Regions from separate parts of the Homo sapiens genome. Here region 1 is linked to region 2. Evidence: chromatin contacts called from ENCODE Hi-C or POLR2A ChIA-PET data. All regions are on one chromosome and are shown on one strand. The core of a region is the stretch at or near the end of the contact, and the rest is flanking DNA. Distances in the headings are between cores, read along the strand shown.

The links. A loop is a pair of places that touch in the nucleus more often than their neighbours do. ChIA-PET counts read pairs that join two places held with the same protein, here RNA polymerase II (POLR2A). Pooled maps may share reads with other maps.
Region 1: a map of CD4-positive, alpha-beta memory T cell shows a loop between it and region 2 (10-fold over the local background). The contact joins the promoter of CLCN6 here to the enhancer-like site in region 2. A Hi-C loop is called at or near these places in 1 of 168 maps with a recorded cell type or tissue (CD4-positive, alpha-beta memory T cell) and 5 of 50 pooled maps. POLR2A ChIA-PET finds 5 or more read pairs at or near these places in 3 of 52 experiments (RWPE1, activated CD4-positive, alpha-beta T cell and activated T-cell).

The regions. Positions count from the first base shown.
Region 1 is chr1:11,804,455-11,808,152 of GRCh38, reverse strand. It overlaps CLCN6 (chloride voltage-gated channel 6), which reads right to left and starts at 1,962. Exons shown (of 23, transcript NM_001286.5): 1 at 1,804-1,962; 2 at 963-1,022. The coding sequence starts at 1,890. MTHFR (methylenetetrahydrofolate reductase) reads left to right here and starts at 2,189. Exons shown (of 12, transcript NM_005957.5): 1 at 2,189-2,265. RefSeq lists enhancers at 1,415-1,484, 1,935-2,014, 2,025-2,134, 1,332-2,317, 3,614-3,698 and silencers at 1,665-1,714, 2,385-2,434, 2,455-2,504.
Region 2 is chr1:10,509,652-10,513,079 of GRCh38, reverse strand. All of the region lies in intron 2 of PEX14 (peroxisomal biogenesis factor 14), which reads right to left. Among named protein-coding and RNA genes, the nearest start is that of PEX14, 36 kb to the right of the region's middle. Within about 2 kb of position 2,104, at least 19 of the 41 ENCODE cell types and tissues checked have a DNase peak (open chromatin) inside an H3K27ac peak, as active enhancers do.

The DNA of each region.
Region 1 (3,698 bases), core at 713-3,212, 1.3 Mb before region 2:
GACTGGGCTTGAGCTAAATCACTGTGGAAGCTGTGTGATGAGGACAAGGGGTTTCAACAGATTATTCTGTTTTTGCATATAGTTGAAATCCTTCATAATAAAAGTTAAACAAAAAAGTGCTACAAATCCTAACGCTGACACTAAATTCTACAGCATGAAGAATTTATGGAAGAGTGAGACTCTGTCAAAAAAAAGAAAAGGTTGTGGAAAATTACCTAATGATACAAAAAGTATAATAAAGGGGGTGAGTGGGACAGGTTAAAATAGATGATTTAGTGGAATCTCATTTTTGTTACTTAAAAAAAGCATGTATCATGTATATAAAAGCATGGGTAAGGATGTAGAAAGATACTTAGTAAGGTGTTAACAGTCATCTTTTAATGAATGGAGTTATAGGCTTTTCTCTACCTTCTTTATTACGTTTAAGAATTTAATGATAAAAAGTCACGCATGTTGTTTCACCCCAGCAGTGTTGGCTTTACTAAAAACACATACTCTAAGAATCCCATACATGAAAGGTGGAACTTAATCAAGAACATGTCAGAGAGAAGCTGCTTGAGCAAGAAAATATCTGAAAAGCAAGCTCTCCTAGAAGAGAAGCAAGGCCTCCTTAACAGTTTATAAGCACACACCTGTTAGGGGCACATACTGCCTGCCAGTGCCTTTCACTCTAAGTCTCTCTGTAAGCTGTAAAAGCAAACAGTTTAATGGCAAATACATACTCTATCCAGGTTAAGGTGCCACAGATTTATAAACGTGTAAAAACACCAGACCTTGTTTTGGGGTTAAGGTGAGAAAAGGGCTTGCTAAACAGTCTCTTTCCTAGAAGGAAGTTCTCTTACCCACTCACTCCCTGGGACAGAAGGTCAAAGAGCATCTCTGGTTGGAATCATAATGCTTCGGCCTGAAGTGACCAGGCCACTCACTACTTTAGTTGCCCAAGCAGTATCAAAGGAGCTCACCTCATAGTCTTTCCTTGGAAGAATCTCATCCTCCTCCTCCTGTGTTTCTCCAAGGATGGTCTAGAAAAACAGATCCGCAGAGGGAGCCTTTTTTAGTGGTTAGGAGTGGAAGGAGGCAGAAGTATTTACTGAAATCAGTGGCTAGCTTCTAAATCATCTGGAGCCATTATCAAATAGGAACCAGCCCTCAAAAAAAACCTTTCAGGGGTGAGGGACCATGTGGGTGAGGATCTACAGCCATCAGCTGAGCTCTTCATTTCCACTGATAGTCTCCAAATAACCACCCTCCTCTTCAGGACACCTCAAAGATGTCCAACGCCAGCTGAAAAGGGGGGTAAAAATGCAGGTTCCATTTGACAGTGTGACGTATCTGAAATCAGAAAGGACTTGTCAACTCTGGGAACACAACTCAAGTTTTCCCAGGATGCTTTGCAGGGGGAAGCTGGACTGTCAGTGACCCAGAAAGGGTGAGGGATAGAGTGAGAAAGGACTGGAGAAGCTAAAACAGCAGCATGATAAGCACAAAGTCCTGTGAGGAAGCTCATTCTGAAAACGCTTGTTTCATTCCAAACTCTTTTCAGATGGAAATAAAAGGAAACATGGGTGGGATTTACTGGAGCTGGCCTGGATTCTCCCTCAGATTCCAGGAGGGGTTATGAGAAAAGACCCCAGACTTAGGCACGTGAAGCAGGGTAGACGCTTCGAGAGCCCTGGCTGCGGTCCCCAGGCCCCACCCGCTGCCACCTGCGGGCCCAGATTGGCCCGGCCCCACCCCCGGCAACGCCTCTCTCAGTCCCTTAGCAACCGCCCCCTCCCCAGGCCGACTCCGCCGGCTTCTTACCAGCTCCTCGGGGGTGCGGGTCTCACGCTCACCGCAGCAGCAGCACCACCTGCAGCAGCAGCACAGAGACCCCCTGCACCCCGCCATCTTCCTCCTTTACTGCCACTCTGGACCCCTCTACCAACCCCCTCCCAGCCAGGATCTGCGCCTCACGTGACTGGCCCCGGGACGGTCACGTGGCCCTCTCGAGCTCTGGGACTGAGACCAGGAGTGGCTGCAGACGGGTGGGGCGAGGACTCGCGTCACATGACGATAAAGGCACGGCCTCCAACGAGACCTGTGGGCACGGCCATGTTGGGGGCGGGGCTTCCGGTCACCCGCGCCGGTGGTTTCCGCCCTGTAGGCCCGCCTCTCCAGCAACCTGACACCTGCGCCGCGCCCCTTCACTGCGTTCCCCGCCCCTGCAGCGGCCACAGTGGTGCGGCCGGCGGCCGAGCGTTCTGAGTCACCCGGGACTGGAGGGTGAGTGACGGCGAGGCCGGGGTCGCCGGGAGGGAGATCCTGGAGCCGGCAAACAACCTCCCGGGGGCAAGGACGTGCTTGTGGGCGGGGAGCGCTGGAGGCCGGCCTGCCTCTCTTCTTGGGGGGGGCTGCCGCCTCCCTTGCGCACCCTTCGCGGGATTAGTGTAACTCCCAATGGCTACCACTTCCAGCGACCGCCAACCCTCAAGCGAAGACTGACTTTGGCTCCCTGCCTGGACGGAGGGGCCCCTGAGCCAGGGGTGACGATCCCGCCCCTCTGACCGGCCCAGGCCCGTGTCCTCGCCCCCATCGGTGACTCAGTGACCTGGTGACTGGATTCTCGGCCACCTGGGCGCCGAGACGGCTTCCGGCTCCTGCCTTTTAAACCTGCCTCCCCGGCGATCACCTGGAGAAGAGCGCTGGGCCCGGGGCACTGCGGTCCCTGGCGCCCACTGCGTCCCGCTGCGCACGGGGGTCCGCCGGGACCTTTCTGGGAGTCGTAGGCTTAGTATCCCAGTGCTTGGCGCAGACTAGTTGTTCAGTAAGTGGCAGAGGCTTATTTTGAGAGAGTGGCAGCACCTGGCCCTTTGGCGCTCAGTGAATGTTGGCTATCACCGTGTGCCAAACTCTGGGGATACCCCAGGCAGGACACCGGTCCTGTCTCAGGGAACTGGGGAAAGAGAAAGGAGACAGGCCTTTTCACCCACAGTTACAACCCAGGGTGCTATGGGAGTCCAGCTGATAACGGATAAATCGTGGGAGTTGGCTTACAAATATGGCACATGCGTGGCATATACTAGGAATGCAATAAGTCTTTGAAAATCAGAGGGTTTACAGGTGGTTCAGCTTCCTCCTACTCTAGGTTCTGTTCCAGCAAGCAATTAACGAGGTGCGCCCTTAAACGCTGGAGGAAAGCCAACTGGCTGCTCTTGCTGTTACTCCTCCCCCCCGCCCCCGTTCCTCACTCCCCACAGCCATCCCCACTGAGAATCTGGAGTTTGAGGTCAGAATGAAAGAGAGCAGCCCTAGAGGGAGAAAGCTTTGGCCCAGGGTTCTTAGTCTGGAATCAACTCCTTGTCTTTGGATGTATCCCCGTGTAGTCTGTGCACCTGTGTGTGTATTTCAGGGGAAGGGAGCAGTGCATTTAATCAGATTGTCAAAAGAGTCTAAGACCCCAAATGGTTAGGTACACAGGGTTAGTGGTGGACAGTCTGAAAGAAATGAACCTCACCTGGGCTTTCCTCTGTTGTGCCATGTCACCACACACCCATTCACTACTGTGTGTTTGCCCATTGCTGTGCAAGTGTTTTGTTTGTTTTTAAGTGTTTGTCTTATTTTCTTAACCAGACTGCCAGATGACCCTATGCCCTCTGTTGGCCTGTCTGTGCCCTGGTGGCTCTGATTACTTGTTTCTGTTTTTTGTTTTTGTTTTT
Region 2 (3,428 bases), core at 855-3,354:
AAAATGTATTCTAATATAAGTCAAAGGATGGCTCACCCTGAAGGCCAAAAGAGACCAAAGGCCTTTTATAAAAGAAGGAAAAGGGCCGGGCACGGTGGCCTACGCCTGTAATCCCAGCATTCTGGGAGACCAAGGTGGGTGGATCACGAGGTCACGAGATCCAGACCATCCCAGCTAACACGATGAAACCTCATCTCTACTAAAAATACAAAAAATTAGCCGGGCGTGGTGGCACACGCCTGTAGTCCCAGCTACTCAGGAGGCTGAGGCAGGGAATCGCTTGAACCCGTGAGGCGGAGGTTGCAGTGAGCCGACATCACGCCACTGCACTCCAGCCTGGCGACAGAGCAAGACTCCATCATAAAAAATAAAAGTTAAAAAAAAAAAGAAGGAAAAGAACAGGGAGCATTTCATTTAAAAACGATCCTATGCATCTGAATATATTGTTCTTTTTCATTATAACTAGCTACTTCTAAAATTAGTTCAGTTGGATTTAAGGATTTGACAAATGTGGAATATAACCACCGACGCCAGTGCAGGTTTCCAACCAACACCCCTGAAGTTAATGCTGGGATTCTGCTATGCTTCAAAGCAGGCGAACATCAGGGATCCACCCCACCTTCATTAAAATTCCACAATCTGTCTGCCATCCTTTGGATGAATCCACAGAAGTCTCTGTTTCCCTGGCCAGGTGTTTCAACACCCAGCAATGCTCATGTCATCAATCAGGTGACTTAGTCAAGTGCCACAGTGTTGGGTATCAGAAAAAAAGATCCAGAAAGTCCTGGTCTGAGAGCTCTAGTCCTTAAAAATTTAGACTTGGGCCAGGCACGGTGGCTCACGTCTGTAATCTCAGCACTTTGGGAGGCCGAGGAGGGCAGATCACGAGGTCAGGAGGTCGAGACCATCCTGGCTAACATGGTGAAACCCTGTCTCTACTAAAAATACCAAAATTAGCCGAGCGTGGGGGCAGGCGCCTGTAGTCCCAGTTATTCGGGAAGCTGAGGCAGGAGAATGGCGTAAACCCGGGAGGCGGAGCGTGCAGTGAGCCAAGATTATGCCACTGCACTCCAGCCTGGGTGACAGAGCAAGACTCCGTCTCAAAAAATATATATATTTAGACTCAACACCCCACCTAAGCCATAAGACTGAGCAGAAATTCTAGTATGTGACACCTCTGGAGAGAAACAGGTTAACACAATCAAGCCTCTCTTCTGGCAATACACGTGTTGATGAGGTCCTGCAGTCCACAGAAGACTTGGAAGTCAAAGAGGTCACAGGTCCCAGAGACCACAGAAGTCAGAGGTCCCACGGGCCACAGAGGTCAGAGATCTCACAGGCCACAGAAGTCAGAGGTCTCACAGTCCATGGAATTCAGAGGTCCCTGGGTCCACAGAAGTCACAGTCCCACGGTCTATGGAAGTCAGAGGCCCCACAATCCACAGAAGTCATAAATTCTAGAGTCCACAGAAGTCAGGAGTCCATAGTCCACAGATGTCAGGGGTCCCTCCATCTCTAGAAGTTATAGGTCCTACAGTTCATGGCAGACTTTCCTAGGAAAATTTAAACTCTGATGTGCATGGTCATTTCCATTTCTAAACCCTACACAAAAATCTGAGGGGAGACACGCTCAATCAGATAGCATTAAAGCTGGAAAGAACGCACCATGATGTTAGCAAAAACCACTTCAACTACTCATGCCATTAGAGTCATCAAAGGGGGGAGGCAGGAAGGAAGGGAGGGACAGAGAAAGAGACAGTAATGAAAGAGAAAATAAGTCTGAAAAGAAAGGAGAAAATAGAAATATAAAAGATTAGAAAAAACAGGAGATAACAAAATAAAAAAGACAAAAACCTCACTTTGGCATTTACAGTTTAAAGCTGTCAGGGCATTTTATGAAATGACAGTTGCAATAAAACAAATAGAATGGTGAGTCATCTGGGTTCCAACTTCTGAGTCAAAAGGGGCTGTTTCTAGACAAACCAGCAGCTCTGCTGCCTGCACATTTAACGATGCCTATCGGTGCACCACAGCTACGGAACAGGATGTGGAGAACGAGGAGGTGGGAGTGAGCATTGTCTTTACTGGTCCCAGTGTCATTGCAAATAAAGACTGTCAAGATTTAAACCATAATAATGGAAAGGCTATAAAGGTCTCAGTTATAATGTTTCCTCTGATGTTCCCTTTCATAAAATGGCCTCTTTATGTTGCTTGCGTAGCAGTCATCCACTGAACATCGGCATATGTGTGGCCCAGTGGGAATGTTGCACCCTAAGTTCCTAGCAGGACGCCAGGCAGCAACTGTGCAATCCAACTCCTTGGCTCATCATCTCCATCGCACATAAGTGAGCACACACACTCACTCATTCCACAAATATGTATGAGTGCCTATTTTCTGCCAGGAGCTGAGCAATACGGTATATGCCCAACCCATACAGGGCTTAGCAAAGTGCCTAGGTGCCAAACAGCCAGGAAACACACATGCAAAATATATACGGCCATACAACACAGGGACTCCTTTCCTACTTTGGCACCTAAAAGTCTTACATAAGTGCCTGGCAGCCTAGCAGGAAATGGGACTTTTCCTTCTCCATGCCAGAGCAAAGTAGATAAGCTGGAACACAAATCAGATAAATGCTCAAAAAGGGGGCTTAATATGGTGCCCACAAAGACTTGCCTTTACTTGGACACACCAGACAAAAATGCACAGAAACCTGCTGTTTCAACAGAATTATTTATCTGCAGCCTGCCATCTAACCATTCTAGGCACCAGGGAACCTCAAAGGAAAATACAAACAAAACCTCTGCAAATTAATACTTTGTAGACATGCCAAGGAGGCATGAACTAAGAAAGACACCAGCAGCACGTGTAGGGATGAAATGAGGCTGAAACCTGTAAACCAGGGAGCCGTGTGATGCAATTAGAGATGCCAAAGTCCAAAATTAGGAAAGGATCGATCTAGTCAAGCCCAACTTGGTGGCAGGTAGAGAATAACTCACATTTCTAGGTGGGCAGCCTGTGCCAACCACAAACCATCCCTGGGCTGCCTTCCCTGCTGATCTATAATTGGTGGGTCAGTGATGGAGCTACCAATTATCTTGAGGCCCCCTGTATTTAGTTCACAGACAAAGGGAAGCAGGAGAGACCAGTTAGTAATGAGTAAGTAATGGCCACGAAAATACATTGTATTATACAAAGCTGCTTCGGCAGGAAAAGCCATTTGGAAAATAAAGCGTAAAAGAATAAAATAAGCTGGAGAAACTCAATTTTCTCCTCCCTTCCTCCCAAAGCCACACTTAGGATAAAATGAGGTTTGTGCAGGTTAATCCTTAAGAGGTAAGAAAAAAATGATTAAATACATTTAAAAAATCAATTGTACATTAAACCAAATCCAGGAACTGCAAAAACAAACACGGCAGCGTTCCTC